Linked DNA regions of Homo sapiens: regions 1 and 3 are each linked to region 2. A link is a loop called in an ENCODE intact Hi-C map of the cell type or tissue named here. Cell type or tissue: ovary. All regions are shown on one strand.

The links. A loop is a pair of places that touch in the nucleus more often than their neighbours do. Peaks named below come from ENCODE experiments on the same cell type or tissue, not always from the same donor. Only the 100,000 strongest peaks of a DNase experiment are listed, where the experiment ranks them.
Region 1: it touches region 2 in a loop (4-fold over the local background); 14 of 110 quality-filtered maps call a loop at or near these places.
Region 3: it touches region 2 in a loop (2.7-fold over the local background); 13 of 110 quality-filtered maps call a loop at or near these places.

The regions. Positions count from the first base shown.
Region 1 is chr2:11,540,116-11,548,115 of GRCh38, forward strand. All of the region lies in intron 1 of GREB1 (growth regulating estrogen receptor binding 1), which reads left to right. MIR4429 (microRNA 4429) reads right to left here and starts at 562; the gene lies at 490-562. In ovary, a CTCF peak has its summit at 3,493; a DNase peak (open chromatin) is centred at 6,916; H3K4me3 peaks cover 6,785 bases; H3K27ac peaks cover 7,770 bases.
Region 2 is chr2:11,479,533-11,487,532 of GRCh38, forward strand. It overlaps a transcript of GREB1 not described here. Among named protein-coding and RNA genes, the nearest start is that of E2F6, 17 kb to the left of the region's middle. RefSeq lists an enhancer at 4,911-5,412. In ovary, a CTCF peak has its summit at 3,126; DNase peaks (open chromatin) are centred at 2,283, 2,634, 3,829, 4,218 and 2 weaker places; H3K4me3 peaks cover 4,040 bases; H3K27ac peaks cover 5,719 bases.
Region 3 is chr2:11,553,441-11,561,440 of GRCh38, forward strand. It overlaps GREB1 (growth regulating estrogen receptor binding 1), which reads left to right. Exons shown (of 33, transcript NM_014668.4): 2 at 3,014-3,331. The coding sequence starts at 3,175. It also overlaps the pseudogene RNU2-13P. Among named protein-coding and RNA genes, the nearest start is that of MIR4429, 17 kb to the left of the region's middle. RefSeq lists an enhancer at 5,625-6,343. In ovary, a CTCF peak has its summit at 3,111; DNase peaks (open chromatin) are centred at 831, 2,891 and 4,881; H3K4me3 peaks cover 6,191 bases; H3K27ac peaks cover 8,000 bases.

The DNA of each region.
Region 1 (8,000 bases), 61 kb after region 2:
TTATTTGACTTTGCAAGCGAGCACCTGCTTTGGGGGTTGGAGAGGTTTGTGTTGACTTACGAAGACAGCTGTGGCCTGTGTTCAGCAGAATAATGGCAAAGCATTGGCCCTTCTAATAAGGTGCAGGGGAGCAGTAAACCGAGACAAGTCCACTTAATGAACGGGTGTCCTTATTTTTATTGTTTGAAATGATATCCAAAGGGATTGCAGATAATTAGTTTGTGTTCTTATGAATGATAGGCTAAGGAGATTCAAAACACTGCTTGGGCCCTGCCTGGTTGGTTCCAGAGAGAAGGTTTTCAGTGGTTTCTGCTTCCCTGGCTTTATTCTGAAGGTCCTTCTCTTCCATTCAGTTCTTACTGCAATCGGAGGGGACATAGCTGATGGCTCTGTAGTTCCATTTGAGAGCACTTAAAGATATTCTCCAAAGAAACACTCTCTGACATTCTGTGCACAGATGTAGAGCAGCTCGGGGCTGAGCTGTGGCTGTGGGCCAGGCAGTCTGAGTTGGAGAGACAAACAAATTAGACACCAGTCGCCTCTCAGCCCAGCTTTTCTCCCTTCAGTAACACCTGTGGAGTTTATGAGTTCCTCTAGGGAAAATCGGAGAAATCTACATGAGAATGATGTCTTGTTTCCTGCTGGGAGGACCGTCAAAGAGTTTATAGGAGACCATCCTGCAGTCTCAATGCGTTTATTGCCGTGTCATATATTGGGGGCTGACTATTGCCACATTACTGGAGCACCCCATTCCCATCCTTCCTCAGCTGTTGAAAGTGAGACAGGTTGAGGACGCAGTCCGGAGAGTGTTGCTTTTTTCAAGTCTTGTTTTCTCAAACTTTGGACTCACCAGAAGTAAGTCACCATGCTTCTGTGTTGGCTGGGGAATTCTTCCAGTTAGAATTTAGTTGTAGGGAAGTTAGAAGAGGAGGGAGCATGGGTCAGTGATGTCTGGAATTTGGGGTGTTCTAGTGAGATTTGGGGTGGGGTCATGTCCCTGTGGCTGGCCAGGGTAGTGGCCCTGAAGGGCCAGGTTGGCAGGGCTTCTAGGAGAAGGCCATCTCCCAGAAGGAGATGGAACCCCAGGTGGGAGGGTATGTGGTGTGTTTTGGATGTGATTCAGAATGGAGGCAGTGAGGCAGAAAGGGAAGGGAAAGGGAGGCCGGGCAGGAAGCCAGGGTTGGGGTTTTGCTCTTATAGACTTGACTCCAGACCATGGCCCTTCCTTCTCTGCCATGGATCCTTCTGGAGGAGAGGGTATCACACCGCTTGAGGCTCTGTGCACAGGCGGGTTCTGTGGGCATCCGCGAGTGAGTGGATGGCAAGTGAGAGGGGGGCCATGGGGATCGGAACACTTGGCATCGTGACCTCTCAGCTCTCTCTTCAGACCCCCATGCACTACTCTTCTCTATGACAGTGAGACCACCACTGCCTCCGACTCTTTCCAAAGCCCGAGGTCAGCTAGGCTCCTCGTGCTACTCACCCTGCACAGAGGCAGTCTTTAGTCCTCTTTGAGTCTTGGTCTATTGCAGTATCCTCCTAGAAGCCTTCCTTAGGAAGCCGCAGGAATCTCAAACACAGCCTCATCAGCCCTGCCTAACTCCTTTGGTGGCTTGACGTGGTTAATTTCAAACACCTTAGCAGGGCTTAGGCTGAACGGGCCCCTCGTTGCCCTCCTACCCCCTGTCCCTGCATACACCTCATGCTGGAAGGACCTGTGTTGCCCAGGCACACAATAGGTGTCTCGCCCTTGGGTCAAGCCGATGCCTTGTATACGTTCTGCCTGGAAAGCCCCTTCTTTTCAGACAGCAAACCTGTACTCAACTTTGATGACTGAGCCTTCCATGAGGCCCGCCAAGACTGACCTGATAGAATTTTCCATTCCCTTCTCTGTTTCCCTCCAGGCCTTCTTGCCCCCATCTCTTCTATTTTGCATTACACTGCTGACCTGCACTTCCTGTGTCTCGGTGAGGTTCTTCAGGGCAGGAACTGTGTCTAGTTCAGTTTCACCCTTAGCAACAAGTGGTAATGAAATATTTCTGCCAAGGATCCAATTCAGATTATGTAAGCATTTACCTTTGTTTAAGGCAAAATCCTGATTCTGGAAGAGGAAAGTTCTTTGCTTCTCACAGGGCAGGCATAGAACAGGCCAGAAGCTGTCCATGTGTGGCTTGGGAGAGACCTGGCTATCTGTACTTGAGCCCTGAGACCCCGAAGGCCCCCGGCTGCATCTGCTCTTGGAGCTTGGGGTGGCCTGGGTGGTGGTCGAGTAGGATCTGCAGCGTGGGATCATCGGCAGAGTCAATGCCATTCCCTTGCAGATCCACTCTCCCGTAAGAAACTGTTCTGGGCTCTGAGAGGAACGAGGGGAAGAGGGGAGATGGGTGAGCTTCCTTGCTGCATTTAGCAACTCAGTCCCTGGGGGAGGTGTAGACACTGACACACTCCCTGTGGCCCCAGGGAGAACAAACCCAGAGCCCAGTGAGGGTGCAGTATGAGCAAAGTGCTGGGGCGGGGGGAGGGCAGAAGAGGGAGCAGTTGATTTTGGCTTAAGAGTAAACTGAAGAGAGAACAGACACGGGGCGGCTGAGCAGCAGTGTGTTCATGGAGAAAGAATCAAAGCGCACATCTTGTACTTTGATGCCCATAGGAAGGGCTCTCCTCTGGCCCCTCTGGCTTTGTTTGGAGCAGAAAACAACAAAGTGAGTTCAGGTAATACCTGGGGCAGTGGGAATTAGCTAATTAGTTTTCTGGAATTCTAACAGCGGTGGCATCCCAGGGGCCTAAATTAAAGCCGCAGATGTGTTTATTTGGTACACCTGGGGCTTTAAATGCTAATCCAAATGCTTTCAGACAGGACCTCAGTCTATTTCTTGACAATCCTCTCTGTAACCTTAAGCATGTGGTCTTCCTTTTCCTCGTCTACTGTCTCTTTTTAGGGGTTGTTTTCTGGGGACCTGCAGTGTTCCGGGCACCATGGGAAGTAAAGAGGTGACTGGAATAGTCCCTGCTGTCAAAGCCCTTCAAGTTTAGTTGGGAAGCTGGCAGAAGGGGGGATAAGAGACTAAATGATATATTATCTGCTCAGAGAGGCACGTTTCAATAGGTGTACTCCTAAGGAAGCCAGAAGTTTAATTAATTCCATTGGATAAACTACTCTGTGATAGTGAATAAAATTAAGGCAAGCTTAAGACTTAAAATTAAGTCTTTAGTTAACATCTAGAAATTAGAATTATGGGCAGTTAATTCCAATTTTAGAGAGGAAACTGGAACTTATTAACATCTATTTTATGCCAACTGCCCTGCATGTTAATTTAGTCCTCACTACAGCCGTGTAAGGTGGTTCTTAGTATCTCCATTTTATAAAAGAGGAAATGGAGGTTCAGAGAAGTTAGGTAACTTGCCCAAGGTCACACAGCTTGAAAGCAGCATAACCATGAATCAAGCCCCTGGTGGTCTTATTGAAAAGTGAATGCTTTTACCACTATAGCAGACAGATTATGAACACTTTGCAAAGCCCAAGTTTGAGAATTTTTTTGACATTGGTGAAGTTCAATGATAATGAGTTTATTATCTCATAACTTGAAGAGACCTGTAAGACCTTCTCTATGAGTCCTGCTGGTTTTGATCTAGCTGGATGTTGCAACTGGGAACCCCAGAGCGCTGTGTTCTCAGCACCTCGTGGGCCTCGGTGTCCATGTTCGTGTGCAGGGGTGTTGAACCCCTGATGTGTGCTGCTGGGTGGTGTGAAGAAATGGGTATTGACGCCCGTCTGTGAATGGACCGGGGAGTGGGGAGGAGTTGGGTCTGAAGGGTAGGCAGTACACGGAAGCTGTGGCTTTATTTTTCTGAGCAAAATGATGAGTGTACAGCACCCAGGAGCACCCAGAGCCAAGTGTTATCTTAGGAAGTGAGTTCCAGCCCATTCTGGGACTCAGCGCTGTTGTTGACAGATGGAGGCTTCATTTAGACAGAGGTGCCTCATTGCATGATTGGTAACAGGTGGAGTGAAGGGACCTCAGAGAGGAGTAGGAAAATCATTCAGACCCCGATTTTAGTTGGATGCTTAACCCCTCTAGTCTGAGAGCCTTTTATTTATTTGTTTGTTTGTTTATTTTGAGATGAAGTCTTGCTCAAGTTGCCCAGGCTGGAGTGCGGTGGTGTGATCTCGGGTCACTGCAAGCTCCGCCTCCCAGGTTCACGCCATTCTCCTGCCTCAGTATACCGAGTAGCTGGGACTACAGGCTCCCACCACCATGCCTGGCTAATTTTTTGTATTTTTTGTAGAGGCAGGGTTTCACCGTGCTAGCCAGGATGGTCTCGATCTCCTGACTTTGTGATCTGCCCACCTCGGCCTCCCAAAGTGCTGGGATTACAGCCGTGAGCCACTGCGCCCGGCCGAGCCTTTTAAGAGAAATCCATTTTTCACCTGTGGGCAAACTTTTGGCTGTTCTATTCTAAGGAGGGAAGAGGAGGGGAGGGGTCGCTCTAAGGAGAGGCCAGGGCAAGAATGTTTTCCTTGGAATGGGCTGGAGCCAGAAGGCTCCTGCTCTCATCCCCAGGGAAGGGCCCATGGTGCTGAGGGTGCAGGTGGAGGAGCCAACGCTGGCCGCCTGTCTGTCCTGCCCCCCTGTTTGCCTGCTCACCTCCACGCAGGAGATGGGTCTGCAGGCCACATTCTTAGAATGCTCTTGGGTTTGTTTGTGTTTTTTTAATTGAGACAAAGTCTCACTCTGTCACCCAGGCTGGAGTGCAGTAGTGCGTTCTCAGCTCACTGCAACCTCTGCCTCCCGGGGTCAAACGATTCTTGTGCCTCAGCCTCCCGAGTAGTGAGGATTACAGGCGCCTGCCACCATGCCCAGCTAACTTTAGTATTTTTGGTAGAGACAGGGTTTCACCATGTTGGCCAGGCTGGTCTCGAACTCCTGACCACAGGTGATCCACTCGCCTCGGCCTCACAAAGTGTTGGGATTACAGGTGTGAGCCACCGGCCCGGCCTGCTCTCGGTTTTCTTTGTCTGGCTAGAAATGTGTCTTTTTAGATGAGGCTAAAAAATGTGTCCCGGGCTGGAGGGCAATGGCACGATCTCGCTCACTGCAACCTTCGCCTCCCAGGTTCAAGCGATTCTCCTGCCTCAGCCTCCGAGTAGCTAGGATTACAGGCACCCGCCACCTCACCTGGCTGATTTTTGTATTTTAGCAGAGACGGGTTGCATCATGTTGGCCAGGCTGGTCTCGAATCTCCTGACTCAGGTGATCCACCTGCCTCAGCCTCCCAAAGTGCTGGGACTACAGGCATGAGCCACTGCACCCGGCCAATCAGCAACTTTCTATGGCAGCTCCCCTTTTGGCAAAGCACCATGACAAAAGAACCCAAGGCAATCCTTTTCCTAACCCAAAGTTTGGAGCATGGCTGGACAAGTGAACACCATTTTTAAAAAGCAACTTAAAAAAAATGCATCCTTTTCTGAAGGAAAAGGGATTAATCTTTCCAATGAATCTTTGCTTTCAGTAAAGCATACTGAGGGCCATCATTGGACATTCTAAAATTGTTCCAAATGTGTGACCTTGGACAAGTCACTTGAATGTCACCCAGCCTCAATTTCCTAATGTGTAAAATGAGAACCACGTTACCTAAGTTTTAGGACTGTGATGAAGATGAAGTAAGGTTACAAATGGAAAGCAAGAAAAATCTCTGCACAGAGTGATCCTGACAGATAGCAGCTGTTGATTATACTTAAAATGTTTGGGGTTTGTGTCGCTAAAGAAAATAACAAAGATAGCCGGGCGCGGTGGCTCACGCCCGTAATCCCAGCACTTTGGGAGGCTGAGGCGGGTGGATCACTTGAGGTCGGGAGTTCAAGACCAGCCTGACCAACATGGAGAAACCCCATCTCTACTAAAAATACAAAATTAGCCGGGCATAGTGGTGCACGTCTGTAGTCCCAGCTACTCGGGAGGCTGAGGGAGGAGAATCGTTTGAACCCAGGAGGTGGAGGTTGCGGTGAGCTGAGATCGTGCCACTGAACTCAAGCCTGGGTGACAGAGCGAGATTCCGTCTCAAAAAATAAAAATAAAAAAAAATAACAAAGATGTGAAGACAAAGAATGCTTTTACTTCCCACGCCCCCTCCCTTCATCTGCAAAACCAAGACAATAATACTTTTGTCATTGAGCTGTTGGAAGAAAATTTCCTGGCACATAGTATACAGGAAAGAAATATTGGTTTTCTTATTCCATTCATACTCTCTTTCAGTAAATAAATACACACATATATATGTATACAACATATGTCCTTACTGATTTATAAGAACATGGACCACATGTTTTTATATGCTTATATGTGGTTTATGCATGCATGGACCACAGTATATATTATTTGCCTTATAAAATATATACATACATACTTGAAGTGAATAGGTAGATGAGCTATAAACTGAAGTTTTGGTATTTTTTATGTGCTCACTTGGAATACAATGTTGTAACATACAAGCTCTGTAATAGGGACTTTACAAACTTTCTCAAGTGGTTCTGGGAGAATAGGTAGAACCTGTTCTTGAAATAATTGCAGGACTTTCTTGGCTCCCAGCATGATGAAAACCCTGCTCTGCTCAGGAGCGCATCTCGCTTTTTGTGTGAATGCAGGCTTAGTCTCCTTAGGCCAAGTCTCTAGTGCTGTCCTTTAGAACTTTAGAGGAATGCCTTAACTTTCTATAAAATCAGGAAGTGTCTTGTCACTACTAGAAATGGCACCAGAAAGTAATGATAATACAGATTTATAACTCTGAAAGTGAGGATGTCTGAGAATTTTACATTCTGCTAGTTTAAACTTTTTTTTTTTTTTTTTTTTGAGATGGCTTCTCACCCTGTTGCCCAGGCTGGATTGCAATGGCGCAATCTCGGCTCACGCAATCTCTGCCTCCTGGGCTCAAGTGATTCTCCTGCCTCGGCCTCCCGAGTAGCTGGGATTACAGGTGTGCCACCACGCCCAGCTATGTTTTGTATTTTTAGTACAGATGGGGTTTCACCATGTTGGCCAGGGCGATGTCGAACTCCTGACCTCAAGTGATCCGCCTGCCTCGGCCTCCCAAAGTGCTGGGATTACAGGCATGAGCCACCGTGCTCGGCTGTGCTAGTTTAAATTTCTTAACACTACTTTTCATGGAAGAGATTCTTTGGAGATCGGCTTTTAATTCCAGACCAGGCACTAGCTGTGTGTCTTCAGACAGGTCCAACCTTTCCAAGCCTTATTTTCTTAGTTTCTTCATATGGGATAAAAGTAGGGAGAGAAATATCTAGAAGACAGGGTTGTTGGCAGGATGAAATTAGATAATTCTTCACACGTGTCCTTCCTTTAATATTGGTCTGCAGTCTACCATGATCTTCAGCTTCTCTTCTACTGAGATTCCTTATAATGCCTGTCATTCTATTCTTCCCTGCCTTTCATTTATTTTTAAAATGTAATCATCGTTTTTCAAAAATTATAAATATACACACAGTCTAAAAGTTAAATTATAAGCTTTAAAATGAAAAATGAAAATGAAAAACCTATTTCTATCCCAATTCCTGCTTCCTAGAGACAACCATTTTTAAATTGACGAAATTTAAAACCATTTTTAAATTCTTTCCTTTTTTTCTTCTTCTCTGGAATTACCTCTTTATTTCCAAATAACAACTGGTGTTGCAATTTATTGTTTGTGTCTAGGCCATCTTTTCATTCTTACTGTAGAATATGAGAATTTAGCTTTCTTATAGCTCTTTCCTTCTACCCCAAGAACACACTGTTAGCTGGGTGCAGTGGCTCACTCCTGTAATCCAAGTGCTTTGGGAGGCCGAGGCGGTAGAATTTCTTGAGCCGAGGAGTTTGAGACCAGCCTGGGCAACCTAGCAAGACCTCTGTCCTTACCAAAAAAAGCTATCTGGGCATGGTGGCATGTTCCTATAGTCCTAGCTACTCAGGAGGCTGAGGTGGGAGGATTACTTGAGCCCAGGAGTTGAGGCT
Region 2 (8,000 bases):
GGTCAGAAGAGAGCCACCTCTAACTGCTTTGCCCACCCCGCCGTTTTTGGGGAAGGCCTCTGCTTATTGAATGGGCTTGGAGAGAGACGGCTCCTTTGCAAGTTACAGGTTGGCCACCAAAGTTTTTTAGCTCGGCCCCATTCTTGTCAACATTTTAAACCGGGCTAATTCAGCTCATTTAAGAAACTATCTTGAAATGACTTTTCCAAGTTTTGGTTCAAGTTCAATAAAGACATAAAACAAGTGGGTCAGGTTCCAGGAAAAACATAATCATTTGTACTTGTGTGCTTGTATTTAAATCAATGAACTAGGAGCGGGGAGGTGATTCATTAAATAAGAAAATAATAAACAACTTTTCATCGAATCTCATTTGTTTTCTTAGCTGAGAAAAGAATTACATTAATTAGTTCTACCAACTAATGAATTCTTAGTTGGTAGGAGTTTATGCATTTCTAAAATTCATTATAGATATTCAAAAATAGGATTAAATGGTTTCTCTCAAAGTCATTGTATTAATTAGTTAAGGTATGGGACATCTTCCTAGGAATTTTTCCCTCAGTGTAACATCATATTCATTTTGATTCTTCTGTTGAGCCAAATTACACTTTTGTCATGATTGAAAGATTGCCTATTTAAAGAAAGGAATTCATTTATGTAATGAATTATTCTATAGCAGGAGTGGGAAATCTAACTATAGCCCAGGGGCCAAATCCATTCAGTTGACTAACTTTTGCTTTTTATTTTTGTTTTACAGTCCAAGTAAGTATATTTTTACATTCTCAAAAGGTTACATTTAGGTGGGGAGCAGGGGCTCGTGCCTGTAACCCCAGCATTTTGGGAGGCTGAGGCAGGATAATTACTTGAGGCGAGGAGTTCCAGACCAGCCTGGGTGACAAGAGCGAGACCCCCTATCTCTAAAAAAAAAAAAAAAAAAGTTACATTTTAAATGGTTTATGTAAGCCTCAACTCTGCATCCTAGAAGGCAATGCCTAAAATATTGGCCTCTTGCCGTTTAAGAAAAATTTGCTGACCTCTGTTCTATGGGATTTTATCTGCTTGGTAAGACACAGCTGTCAAAACGTAAAGAGGAAAAAATGTAAGGACATTTTTCACAGTGATTATTGGTTTAGCAGTTGCAGTAAGTAACCCAAACCATAGAGCAGACATTTGGGCTAATGTTAATTCAACATCATTATTCTGCACGTTTTTACTAGAGTGGCTGAAATGAGCTATACCCTAGAAAGATAAATGCAGTTCAAGAATGCTCACTGCAGTCTTCTTTATAATCTCAACTCAAATGTCTATCAACAGAAGAATGTATATATGACTTGTGCCCTACTCATACAACGGAATGCTATTTAATAGTTAAAATGAATAAACTAGAGCTATATGGATGATCAGATGGATCTTATAATCTTGAGCAAAACAAGACAAACCGACCGGGTTACAGAATGAAACAGGAACACACAGGAAGTTGTAAAAATCTTCTGTATGACTTATGAACACACGCATATGCAGTAATAGTATAAAAACAGGAATGGGATGCTTTGGAAGAGTACTCGGGGTGACATGAGGAAGGCTTCCAGGGGCTTTAACTGTATTGCAATATTCATGTCTTAAACATTTGAAGCAAGTGTGGCCCGATGTTAGGATTGGCTTGTTCTTGAGCACATGGGCTCTTTACATTACTCTCCTAGTTTAGCGTGTGTTTGAAAATTTCACAATGAGAAAAGTCAAATGCGGGTGTTTGAGCTATTTCATGATGAGAAAAGGAAAATGAGGGTGCTGCCAATCAGAGTATGGCGAGCTGCAGGGGTTCACTCACGATGCACTTTTACTGAGGACCTGTGTGCTGGCAGGTGCTGGGGGCTATAACCTCACTCCCGGCTTCTTTTGTTTAACCGCCCAGATTCGTGAACTGTGACTTTTCAGGGTGTTTTCAAAGACAGTGGCTGTTAGGCCCAAGGCCCCACTGTGGGTCCTGGGGGTGAGTGGCAGGGGGCCCAGGGACGGTTTCCTGACTCCAGTTCTGCTTCTGGCTGCCTCCTGAAAACACAGGGGCCTGTCTTTTTATTAAAAAGAGAGAGAGAGAGAAAGAAAAAAAAAGAAATCTCTAGTTCTCTTTGTTTCTTGTCTCAGCTTCTTTGCTAGGGGCCACCTCAGCAGCAGCCGCCAGTGAGGACTGAGGGACTCATTTGAGGTTCGTTCATTTCTTCCTTCCTTCACTCATTTTTTCCGACCTGGCTGTCACCAGGAAAAGCTGGCCGGGTTCCACCCGCAGGGGTCCATCGTTCCAGAATCTTCCTTTTCCTCTCTTGACCTCAGGCTGGGCCCTCATGGACCGCTCGCCGACCTCAGCTGTTGGGGACCGGGTCCCTCAATCTCCGCGTCCTGAGCGGTCGGCGGCGGTGGGGAGAGGGCGGCGGGTGCCCCCGGTCACCGCGCTCGGTCGGGCTCAGTCCCGGCGGCCGAGCGTGGGGATCCGGGGGCCCCTGGGGTGGAGTTGTCCGGAAGCCTGGGCTCCACTCCTGCTGCCTCACAGCCTTGCCGTGTCCCGTCTGGGCGCCTGCGTTCCCAAGTGACAAAATGACCTCGCTCCTCCGAGGGGTCTCCCAACCTCTGTCCAGATCTTCTTCCCCGCTAAGTGCCCTGTCACCGGAGGGGATGTCCAGTGTGACCCCGCGGGAATGTCGGGGTGCTTGGGCCCGGGGGTGGGACAGGGCTGCTGCAGGGAGGGCAGCCCCCGTAAGAGGAGGGAGGACGGCGACACCGCTGAGCGCAGACGGCGCGCGGAGCCGGGGCTGGGCGCTCAGGTGCGAGGTTCCGTCCATCTTTCTGAACCCACGCAGGTGGGCGCGGGAAGGGACCCGGCAGCCGCCAGGGCAGGGTCAGCTGGCGGGGCAGCCCCGCACGGTGACCCTCCTTGGGTCGCGGGGAGCCGGGCACGGGAGTGGGGGAGCGCGTCTTTGTTGGGGAGGAGGGCGGGCGGGACAGGGTAAGACTGGGGTTCCAGGCCCGGGGCGCGAACCCGGGTGGGAGGGCGCAGGGGGCTCCCCTCTGTCCCTGTCACCTCCACCCATCGCCGGCCGCCGCTAGGGGTTCCGGCCCCGCGCCCTCCCCCGACCCTTCCCCGGCGGAGGTCCTGGGGCAGCCAAGCCCACCGCCCGGCCCTCCTCCGCGGCCGTCCCGAAGACCCGGAGAAGTGGACCACAGGGGGCGGCCAGTGTCAGGGGTCGAGTCCTCCGCGCTGGCCGCGGTTCCGGAGATCCGGGCTTTGCCGAGCGCCCCGCGCCGTGGCCGGGGCCGGGGCCAGGTCCGGGTGCGGGGCCTGGCGCTGCGGCCGCGAGCTCAGCCTGTAGGCTGGGCTAGCCTCCGTCGGCGGCGGGCGCTCAGGAGCGGGGCCGCGGCGGCCGGAGGACAAAGGGCCCGAGGTAGGAGCGGTCCCTCCGGGCGGCAGCGGGCGGAGCGGGGGCGCGGGGCTGTGCGGGGCTGCTCGGGGCGGGCACTCGGCGCCCGGCGGGGAAGGTGCGCCCCGCCGGACGCGGGCACTTCCTGGCCCTGGTCCCGGGAAGGAGGTGGAAGGTGTCCGGGATCGGCCCTGGCAGCGTGTAGGGACCTGGGTGCTGCCGCTGCCGTGCGCTTGTGCGTGCGTGTGCGCGCGGGTATAGGTGTGGGCGCGCGTGTGTGTGGGGTGTGCGTGCGTGTGCGTGTATGGGTGTGCGTGTGTGCACGTGTGTGCGTGTGTGAGTGCGCGTGTGCGTGCGTGCATGTGTACGCGTGTATCGGTGTGCGCGCGCGTGTGTGTGTGTGAGAGAGAGAGAGCACCCGAGGCTCCTGGCGCTTGGCACATGGTGAGCCCTCGGTAGGTGGGAGCCGTGAACAGTGACGGTGATAATCGTATTGCAAGGGTGTGTGTGTGTGTGTATCTGCCTCTGTGTTTAGGGAGACTGTCTGGAGCCCAGAGTGGCAGCCACATGTCCCCAGCACTTGGGACCCGGGAGAAAATTTTGGGGTATCTTTCCTGAGTGGCTCTGGGACGGTGGTTTAGGGGCCCCTGCACTTGAAGAGGATGCTTCAGGGGAGGTGGGGACTTCCTAACTGGATCCCAGTTTGGGTCCTGGGAACAAAGGCTGCTTCCCCGAAGTACAAGAAGGGGTGTGTGTGTGTGTGTGTGTGTGTGTGTGTGTGTGTGTGTGTGTGTGGCCCGGCCACCAGGGCGCCGGCAGCTGGAGACTGGGAGAGCCGCCATTCATGCAGAGGGACTCCGGGCCATTTTGCTGTCAACTCTCTTTGATGCCTGGTCTTGAGGACCTGCAAAAAAGAACTACTTACTTTGTATACTGAAGCTTTTCTTTAATAAACTTTTATTAGAGAGTTAAGTGTTACTTCAGGGCTTGAAAGACTTTTTATTATCCCTTTAAAACAATAAATGTGTAAATTTAGCTTGAATAAACACTCTTTTATTCCCAGTGAAAGCACTTTAATTTCTGCATTTAACCTGGGAGTTAGACATGGGGATTCTGAGCTCCATCTTCTATAAATATTGTGGTCATGCCGCCTGGTTTGTAGCACTTTGTTATTGGGAGTTTTAAAGGCCAATTAGAATTCCACTTCTCGATCCTCTTAGGATTTCTTAAATCTCTGGGCAGATTTGCAGAATTGTTCATAAGCAATCCATTGTTTCCAGACCACTGTTTCTGACTGCTTTCTCAGAAAAGTATGTTTCTAGGAAACAAAAACCAAATTTAAAATTGAAACAATTAAACGGAACACAGGTGAGGAGATCTTTCTACAGGTCTTTTTTCATGCCAAAATCTGGTTCATTTAAAGTTTGCAGTGTTATCTGTGGCATTTCCAGTTCCCAGCTGCAGTTCATGAGGCGTTCTGCTGTTCTTGCAGGGACAAGCATTCTTTCTTGAGTAAGAAGTTAACTCAGGAGGCAGGCACGGCTCACACCTGTAATCCCAGCTACTTGGGAGGCTAAGGCCAGAGGACTGCTTGAGGCCAAGAGTTCGAGACCAGCCTGGGCAACATAGCGAGACTCTCATCTCTTAAAAAACAAAAAAAAAAAAAAAAGAAAGAAAGAAAAAGAAAGAAAAAAAATTAGCGAGGTGTGGTGGCACATGCCTGTAGTCCTAGCACTTGGAGCCTAAGCTGGGAGGGTCTCTTGAGCCCACGAGTTCGAGGCTGCAGTGAGTTATGATCGTGCCACTGCACTTCACTGCACGTAGCAGGGGGTGAAAAAAGCTGAGGCTGAAACTAAATTCTGTCTTGGCCTTTCTTGTTATTGCAGATGGTTTAAATAGTTTTTTTTGTTTGTTTGTTTGTTTTGAGACGGAGTCTCGCTCTTTCGCCCAGGCTGGAGTACAGTGGCGCAATCTCGGCTCACTGCAAGCTCCGCCTCCCGGGTTCACGCCATTCTCCTGCTTCCTGAGTAGCTGGGACTACAGGCGCCCGCCACGGCGCCCGGTTATTTTTTTGTATTTTCAGTAGAGACGGGGTTTCACCGTGGTCTCCATCTCCTGTCCTCGTGATCTGCCCGCCTCGGCCTCCCAGAGTGCTGGGATTACAGGCTTGAGCCACCGCGCCTGGCCTGCAGATGGTTTAAATGGTTTATTGGTGGTTTAAAATGATTCCGATTCATGAAGATAGCCAGTTGGACCAATATCTGAAATCTTTTGCTGGGTAGGTAATTAGAAGCAACATTTATTTTATTTTATTTTATTTTATATATATATATGTATTTTTTTTTTTTTTTGAGACAGAGTCTTGCTCTTTTACCCAGGTTGGAGTACAGTGGCACAATCTCAGCTCACTGCCAACCTCTGTTTCCTGGGTTCAAGTGATTCTTGTGCCTCAGCCTCCTGAGTAGCTGGGATCCCAGGTGTGCACCTCCATGCCCAGCTAATTTTTGTATTTTTAGTAGAGATAAGGTTTCACCATCTTGGCCAGGCTGGTCTTGTACTCCTGGCCTCAAGTGATCCACCCACCTCAGCCTCCCAAAGTGCTGGGATTACAGGTGAGAGCCACTGCACTAGTCGGGAAGCTACATTTGAAACATCTGTGTTTCTCACTTGTCACTTTCAATAGGAGAGATTTTGATCTCAAACAGCCTTTCTGAAAGGTTTCTATGCTTGGTACGAAGTTGATCACTGTTTCTTTCATTTAGTAAGCAATTTATTGAATACCTGTGGCATTATAGATGTTCATTCTAGTACTATCATTTTACTTGACATTAGAAACCCCCTTTTAAAGAAAACTGTGTTCACTTTGGGGATTCAAAATTTGAATTATTTAGAGATTCCAGAGTGTTCTGAGGCTATTTCAAAGTAGAGCTAATCAATGGTTAGAAAATCAGGATGGGAAGAAGATAAGTGTAACATAAAGAGAGAGGTCAAGCCCCCTGCATGCTACCCATGACCAGGCACCATAATCAGGATTGAGAGTGACCAGGACATTTAAAGGAAAGGCTGTGGGATGGGCTGGTGACAGGAACTTGCTTTCAATAATCTCACCTTTCTCCTTTTAGCATTCTCTGTTCCAGACTTGGAAAGGAAGCAGTTAGGGCTTTCGAGGGGGCAACTAACCATTAGGGCTGACTTTGGGCAGTTCATAGAACTCTGGGCTAGCTATTCCAGAGCGTCCAGGGTGACCTGTAGTTCCTTCATAATGACGCCAGGCAGTTAACCCTCCCAGCTCTTACACTGCCTTAATGGAGAGTCTTGGAATCTATTGGTTCAGTTTCTGGACATACACATATATTGTAGTACTTTTAAAAAAAATTTAGTTTTAATTGTAATTTTTGTAGAGATGAGGTCTCACTATGTTGCCCAGGCTGGTCTTAAAGTCCTGACCTCAAGTAATCCTCCTGTCTCACTCTCCTAGAGCACTGGGATTATAGGCAACCTCGCCCAGCCTAATTGTAGTACTTTAAAGCTAATTGCACTAAAAAGGCAGGGGAAGGCTCTCATAGAAGTAATATATATTTGTGACGTAAAATTTAAGAAAATACAGAAGAGTTAAAAAAAAACAAAAAACAGCCAGGTGTGGTAGCTGATGCCTATAGTCCCAACGCCTATAATCCCAGCACTTTGGGAGGCTGAGGCGGGTGGGTCACCTGAGGCCAGGAGTTCGAGACTAGCCTGGCTAATGTGGTGAAACCCCGTCTCTACTGAAAATACAAAAATTAGCCAGGCGTGGTGGTGTGTGCCTGTAATTCCAGCTACTTGGGAGGCTGAGGCGGGAGAATTGCTTGAACCCGGGAAGTGGAGGTTGCAGTGAGCTGAGATCACGCCATTGTACTCCAGCCTGGGCAACGAGATCGAAACTCCATCTCGGAAAAATAAACAAACAAAAAAACAACCACAGAAATCTATGATTTAGATATAGTTACTCTGAACACTTTGGTCTATTTTTTCCTGTTATAAAAATGAAATTCTATATGCTTCTAAAAGTTAGTTAAAATTATATTAGATGATATAATTTTATATCTCATTTTAATGTAATATATTATGGACATTGCTTATTTCAATATCAATATTTCTTTGACATTATTATTTTAAATAACAATTTCATGGTCTATTGTGTTGATAAATTGTCATTTCAGTATTTCGCTAGTGGATGCTTGAGCTTTGCCTATCATTTGTACTTTTAATGTTCTAATTTGGTAAAACGTCATTGATTGATGGTAGTACACATTTCTCAAACTTGACTGCTCTTAGGAAGTGACAAAAATATTGAATTTCAGGGACGTGAAATGAAAAGAGATGAAGCCTTGCCTCAGTCCTCTTGATCTCAGTGGGTATAATCTAGCTGACTCTTAACTGTCTCTGATGCCACTGTTCAACCCCGTAGGACAACGCTTGCTTTTTATTTATGCCATCATATTATGGGCTTCTTAGGAACAGATATTTATGTCTTAATTTTGTCTGCATCCCTTGAGTCCCCAGCCAAGGCTTGGCAAGCCATAGATGTTCAAAACACACTGTTTTCCTGAGGGA
Region 3 (8,000 bases), 74 kb after region 2:
ACTGCACTCACTCCAGCCTGGGCAACAAAGTGAGATCCTGTCTCAAAAAACAAACAAACAAAAAACCCCACTTTTCTATGCTGTCTTGTTTTTAGCTTCTCTGTCTCTTTCTCCATCTTTCCCCCATTCTATTTTTTTTTTTTCAGCAAGCGTTTCTGCCGGCTATGTATCTCTAGATTCAAATGTATCATTTATAAAATGGGCTTCATCATACCTCTTCCATGGGCTACCATGTGTGTGAAGTAGGGAGTGTGCCCAGTGTCTTGCACGCAGTGGCTGGACAGTGGATATTATTTTTCCTTCTTCATTTTTATTGCCCCGTCTACATCAGGCCTACATGTCCCTTCGCTGCTGGAGTCTCCTGGGTGCCAATCAGCTGTGAGGTCAGCTGAACAGGACCTTGGGCAGGGAGGGTCTGGATGCCCCGATGTGTTCTTTCTGTCAGAGGACATGATTCTTCAGGGGCTCCATGTAAAACGAGTCCACCTTAAAGCTTCTTCCTGTGTGCCTTAAGCTCTATAGACAAAGATGCTATGGAAACAGAGGGCATTTGGGATGTTATTCGTTGGTGGCAGCTTTAAACACACCACCCTGAGTTGAGAATAATGCAGGTGTCCCCAAATGTGGCTGGCAACCCCTCAGTCACATATTAAAGTCTGCCACAGATCGAGAAAAAAGGCAGACAAGAGGACCCTGCAACCTCTTCTGCTCTCCTGTTAGGTTACTCCGGCTGCTGACCTCTCTCTTTCAGGAGCACTTTCTTTTTGTTGGGGCTAATTCCTGAAGCAATCTTCCCACAGCTCATTTCCCCAGGCTATAAGCAGAGGCTGACCAAGGGGCCCTGTGGTCAGAAGTTATTGCCACAAGCAGGAAGTGGTTAATGCCTTCCATTTACTTTTAGTTGGAAGAGGAAAGGCTGAATCTTTCTTACAATAGGGGCGGGAAATCAACGTGACTCTACCAGTTATTATACCTTCGGGAGGGAAAGCAGAACTCTTTCAGGGCATGAAGGATGACATCTTGAAGCTACTCTGCCACCAACAGAACAAGGACGAGGGGAATTTATTACACATGGCTTGAGTTAGAGTGAATGGGAGATCTCGCTTGACCGATGAAGCCAGTTTCATAACTGGTCTGTGTGCAGTAATTGTAGATGAAGGCAGGAAACTGCTATTCTGTGGTCATTTCAGTGCAGGCATCTGGTGCCATTTTGTATGTCAAATGTTACTTTAAAGATGAACAGGCTAGTAGACAAGAGACATACAAGGATATAGAACAGTTGAATAATCTGATTGATTTCCTTTCATCCCTTGTAGAGTTTACGAATGTCTTTTCTCATATCTGTAAAACTCCAGCAGGTATATGTCAAAAAGAAACCCTTAACAAGTTTCAAAAGTAGAGTTTCTAAAGACCACAGTCTTGATTATAATCTATTAAAAACTGGAAATAAATAATATGAAGCTGAAGTCACCCCCCATTGCTGTCTTGACTGTTTAAAAATTAAACACACACTCCTGTATAATTAACGGATCAAAGAGGGAATCAGAGGGAAATGATAAACTGTCTAGAAAGAAATGAAAAGGAGAACACTTCATACTAAACCTTGTACCATAGCAAAGGAGGTGCCCAGAGAATAACGTATAGCCTTAAATGTCTTCGTTGTTAATGAAGATGAAAACTAAAGATGACAATAAAGTAACTATTTTGAAAAGTTTGGAAAAAGTACAAGTTAAACCAAAGGGAAATAAAGAGAAATATAACAAATAGCTAAATGTAATGAAATAGAAAATAAATGGAAAACATTATGGACATATACACATTTAAATGCCTGTTCTTGGGAAGGACTGAAAATAGAAATTTAACCCTATGTATGATCAGGGAGAAATGTCAGAACAAATATCAGCATTTTCACTCAATGGAAGCAGCCATTAAAATTGTTCTAAAAACATTTGCAAGAGGGTTGAGCGAAATGCTTATGTCAAGGAAAAACAAAAACAATAAAAATGTGTATTATAGTATGATTATAATTATGTGAATACAATCTCCCATCCCTTCCCATCTGCAAGTTCTGAAGAGAATTAAGTCTAAAACAATACATCAAAATACGTGAGTGGGAATGAAGTATTGATTCATGCTAAACAGATGAATCTTGGAGACATTGTGCTAACGTTAGATAGAAGCCAGTCACAAAAGACCTCGTACTGAATGATTCCATTTATACAAAGTATCCAGAATGAGCAAATCTATAGAGACAGAAAATAAATTAATTGTTGCCTCCAGCTGGAGGGGTTGGAGGGTTGCAGAGTGATAGGTCTGGGGTTTCCTCTTGGGGTGATGAAAGCATTCTAAAATTGATCGTATGATAGTTACACGACACTGTGAATATACGAAAAACCATTGAGTTGTCTACTTTAAGTGGTAAGGTATGTGAATTATATCTCAATTAAGTTGCTACAGAAAAAAAGTCACAGTGGTTCTCTGTGATTTTTGGGGGGATAGAAAATAAATCTCTTGGGGGATAGAAATGTCAGTGATTTTCCTCGTTTTCCCACTCCTCTGTGATTTCCAGGTTTTCCAGATATAATTCTGTATTACTTGAATCATGGAAACATTTAGTAGATTAAAAAACATTTTAAAGGAAGAATGAGAATAATCAGCCTTTTACCAGCAAAGACAATGGTGGGAGACCTGCTAGCCTATCTTCTGGGAAGGTGGGGGAGGCCGGCTCCTCTAATCCTCAAATCTGGGACTGGTTTTGGTGGATCGCTCATTTGCCGTCACTTACAAGAGTGTTGGAGGGCCATTCGTCTGCAGGTCATGGAAAATGAAACGTCATTCGTCTGGGAACTCTCAGGGGCAGGACCACATCTCTGGGAAAAGTGGGAGTCCTGTGAAACCTGGGGATGGCAAAAGAGGCAGCTCCTAGTGAAACAGTCTAAGAGGTGTCAGGCTCTGCTGAGTGCTAAATTAGAGAAAGCTGTTACTTATATAACTTCCTGTAATTGCCCGGCAGTAGCTGCAGCTGAGGACAGCCACCCTTTCTTCGTCTCTGCTGAGCGAAGGCTACACGGCCCTTCCTCCTTGCAGCTGTTTCACCTTCTACCTTGCGTGGAGCCAGGCTTTTGCACCGAATCTGAGATGCCATTTTAAACAGAAGACTCCATCCTCTTGAAGATGGGAAATTCTTACGCTGGACAGCTGAAGACGACACGCTTTGAAGAGGTCTTGCACAATTCCATCGAGGCATCCCTGCGGTCCAACAACCTGGTGCCCAGGCCCATCTTTTCCCAGCTGTACCTGGAAGCTGAGCAGCAGCTTGCCGCTCTAGAAGGTGGGAGACGCACGTTGCTTTTATCTGTGTATTTCTTTTATTGTGCGCAGTTAATGTTAGCACCAGAACTTGAAACTCTTTTCTTTATGTAGATAACGTTGAATCTAGCAGAAAAGAATTATTAGAAAAAGAAAACTGGGTACAAGTTCTTACTTTGGCTAAAATGTAAATAAGTTTCAGCCATAAAATTGCAAGAAGTAAAATTATTCATTGAATCAGTAGGAGAAAGGAAGAGGACAAATTGTTCTCAATCGGTTGTTACTTATGCTCTTATTAGAAGGTTTGACATTTTCACTTGGAAAAGCAAGGAATTTTAACATGCTTTTGACCCTCAGCAATATATTCCTTTTCTTTGTCCTGTGATTTGTGGCTATATCTTTGCAAAGTAATAGTAGGTATGAGAACTCTCAGAAACTTTTAAAAACCAAAAGCAAACATTATAAATTTAATATATGCCAAGAATAAACAACTAAATTCTCTTCGGGCATAGGGATGACTTTTTAGAGTTTATTTAATTATGCAGAGATTGAAATGATTGTTTTTTATAGCTGTGTGTTTTCATTTCAGAAGTAACCCCTCAGTGATCCATAGTATGAGATAGCTCTGTTATGGAAGTTCTTTTTGTAAGTTGATGTCTTTGACTTGAAGTTACCCGCAGACTTCTCTTAGTTATTGAAGTGAAAAGGGGCTATACTTTAAAACAAAAATTAATAAACTAGAATTAACGAAGAAAGCACTGAGTGAGCCAGGTCTTGTGCTGGGGTGGTCTTGCTGTGCGTGAGTGTGTATGTGGAAGGGGATGGTTGGGTTGGAGAGAATTGCACCTAGAGAAGAACGAGGTGTGGAGGTGCTTGTCTTCAAGGGGCCCCACACTGAGCTTGTGTGAGATCTGATAGTTGCTTATTCTAGCAGGAGGCATTTCTGTGTCATTGTTTAAAACATCCTTACTAAATTAACCTTGCAAATGGCCCTTCTAAACCCCTGGAAGAACTGGATGTGGGTCTGAGAGAAACTAGACTGTGGTCAAAACCATGCATTAGGAAAACCAAGAATTCGCTGGCATTCACATCAAAAGCACTGATGTTTTCTGGCATGGGAGACGTCACTGTGATTTTATGGGGAGCCGAGAAATGGCTGGAAAGTATTTTATGGACTGTTTTTGGCCAGTTGAAAGACTTTGGTGGAATATGAATTACCTGGTCATCCTCTACATCTATAGTATTGAAGAGCTTTGTGGCTAATTATGGATTAATAATAGTGATATTGATGGTAATGTTTATTTGAATGATACCTTAAAATCCACAAAGTGCTTTCACCTCACAAGCTGAAGTAATTGAATTCTGTGATTTGGGAAGATGGAAGGGTGGCTTGCTGGAAGCTTGAGTGACTGAGCAGCAGTTGCATACTCAGCTTTGGCCAAGCTCTGAGATAAAAAGGGGACAGACAAGGGCTTGAGTAGACTCAGGGCTGCCCACAGCGGGAGAGAGGAGTAGAAAGCCCTTTGAGGATTCCAAATTAGCTTTCCCTCCTGTTGAAAGATCTTGATAGTTGCTTTCTGCCCACCTTTAACTGGGAGGCTGTGTCTGACATTCCGACAGCTCAGGGTGCCCTTATCTGCTGTTGGACATGTGGCACTGTCCAGGGACAGCGCTGAGGCTTAAGCCTTCATTCCTCCGGTGCTGCGGTTGAAGGTTCCCTGCCAGCTGTCAGCCGGCTTGTCCAGCTCCACGTTGGTATGAAAACTGGAACAAGCCCTATGATTTTCCCATTTGTCCGACAAACAGAAGAGAGAAGTCCTCTGAGAGTTTGGTTTTCTAGTGCAGGAAAACAAGGGGGCTGATGGGGCTGGTGGGAAGAGACAGACTCTTTTTGGTTTGCTAAATGTTACCCTAAACCAAGCACTCAGCTAGAGGCCCTGCTTTCTGCATAGTCAAACCTGGTGCAGACAGGCTTATCCAGGCCACATCTCGTAGTGTCTGTTTGTCGGGGTTTCTTATCTCATTGCTGGCCTTCTTCAGACAATGACATTAAAGATGGTTTTTATGACCAGGGTGCTGGTATACTGAACACCCCTTGATCTGTTAACATTTTATGTATTTGTGAGGGGGATTTAACAGGAGTCTTATTACTTTGTTCTTTGAATTAGGGCTGTTAACCTACCACCTCCTTTAGGGGAAAAACCCTTACACATTCTTGATTTTTTTAAAAAAAGAGAGATCAACAAAACAGACACTGTCCAGCATTTTGGGATAAGTATTTATTCATTAAACAGGATGTAGGTAAAATCCTGTAGTCCCACCCACTTAGAATGCCATAGAGTTTCTGCTCATGGAAAGAAAACACAATTGCATGTCAACATTAAAAGCAGTAGCCTTGTACGGAATGGAGGGAAGCGGCGCTCCAGGCCCCTGAGTTCCTGTGTTTTGTTATTAGGATTCTAAGCTCCCAATCCAGTTGGTTTTGTCTAAAGCCATTTTAGAGCTCTCGTCCTGCCAGGAGACCTGGGTAAACACGGCTGGTTTAGTCTGCTCCCGGGCAGGAATGTCCCCTCGAGCTTGTTGCTGGCGGATCTTCCCATCACAGCCCCTGGAATATCTGATGTAGACCTTTGACTTTTAATCCTGCTTTCTTACTGACTGGATTTTGAGCTCTTTCTTTGACCTTTTGAGGCTTACGACCCTTTTCTTTCATGCCTTCTGAGAGTCTGAATTGCCGTTCTTAGCAGCTTGGCAGAATCACATGCAGGCATTCCCGGGTGTGCCCTTGGCTGCGACGGTGCGGGCCTTGGGGGCTGCTGGTTTTAGTTCTCCTGGGATGTGTCTCCCTTATTTCACTGATAGTTGGCATCTGTGCCATCCCCTCTGAGCCTCTGTGGTGCTGGCTTAGAGACCAGAGTCGATTTTGCAGAGTCTTCTGTGTCCGACATGGAGACCTGTACTGCCTTGCTGGCGCCTGGGGTCTGGGCATGACTCTTTACACCTTCTGCTAAAACCACGCCTGCTGTATGTAATGGCAGGAAGAAAGCATCTGAAGCAGGCTCAAGAGTGTGTCTCCCTCCCCACCCCACCTCTGGGTAATCTCTTCACACCTTTCCTACCACTCTGTGTCCTCTAAGCCCAGGAAATCTGAGAGATCAGGAGTTCCTGAGTCACCTCCTGCTGTGACCTTCCCAAAGTCACGCTTCCCACCTGCTGGAAACGTTCAGCTTCTTCTGCCTCTTGTCCCACAAGCCCGTTTGAAATGGTCGCCATTGTGAGGCCATGTTTCCAGTATGCTCTACCGTTTAATCACATCTGGAACTCCCGTGCAGCTCTGAGGGCCACGTTTTTCCACACAGACCATCAGAACTCCAGGTGACCTTAGGGTTTGTCTGGATTAACCACCTCATTTTAAAGATGCAGGATCAGATGCACAGAGAGGTTAAGTAATTTTCCTGCGTCCACATAGGCAGTGGCCCAGGCTAGTATGGAAACTTGAGCTCCCTGATTTCCAGTCCAATCTCTTTCTACTACACATGATTTCATCATTAACCTAGGTTGCTTAGCCCTCTGGATGGATGGACGGTGTTAGAGCCAAGTTAAGTGAGAGTTTGAGACTTGACAGCAAATAAACCAACACTGGAGGAGAAGACAAAGAAATAAGAAGCGGGCCGGGCATGGTGGCTCGTGCCTATAATCTCAGCACTTTGGGAGGCCGAGGCGGGTGGATCACCTGAGATCAGGAGTTTGAGACCAGCCTGGCCAACATGGTGAAACCCCATCTCTACTAAAAATACAAAAATTCGTTGGGCGTAATGGTAGGTGCCTGTAATTCCAGCTACTTGGGAGGCTGAGGCAGGAGAATCGCTTGAACCCGGGAGGCGGAGATTGCAGTGAGCTGAGATCGCACCATTTTACTCCAGTGTGGGTGACAAGAAAGAAACTCCATCTCAAAAAAAAAAAGAAATAAGCGAAGAGTGCCTGTATCCTGGCCCAGTGTGTTTAAGGATGTTCATAATGACCCTGTTCCCTGAAGAACTCTGTATGCTATTTATTAAATGACATTTAAAGATAGAGAAGTTGAGAAAGATTTTTACCCCAAATGTCTAACTTACAAGAAGTTGGCAGGACTAAATTTCAACAGCCTGAGATCCTGCCTTCTCCAGCAGTGCTTAGTGAATAAGGTACGATTCTGTGTACCCAGAGCCACTGGGCTGCCCAACACACAGTCATAATTAGCTTCCTTGTGGGGTGCCTAGAATACAGGGATGAGTGAGGGCACAGATCCTGCCTGCCGGAGCTGAGAGAATTTCATTTCCCTGTAGTGACAGAGTGTGTGTCCAGGGAGTTGCAGGATTTCCATGGCCACCCCTAGGCTCTCCTGACCTGTTCAACAGTGACCATTCCTTCTGAAATATTATTTCACTTATAAAAAGCTTCCTACATTGCTTCTCGGCCTTTTGGCTAAGACCAAGTGTAGTATCTGTTCTTATCAGTTTAAAAAAAGCTTCCTACATCCATACCATACCTGACCCTGTTATAGAATGGCTATTTGTATGTGTGTGTGTTTGTGTGTCTAGTAGTGTTTACATGCATTCTTCCCTTGGGGATATTTTTTTTTTTTTTTTTTTGAGACGGAGTTTTTCTCTTGTTGCCCAGGCTGGAGTGCAGTGGCGTGATCTCGGCTCACT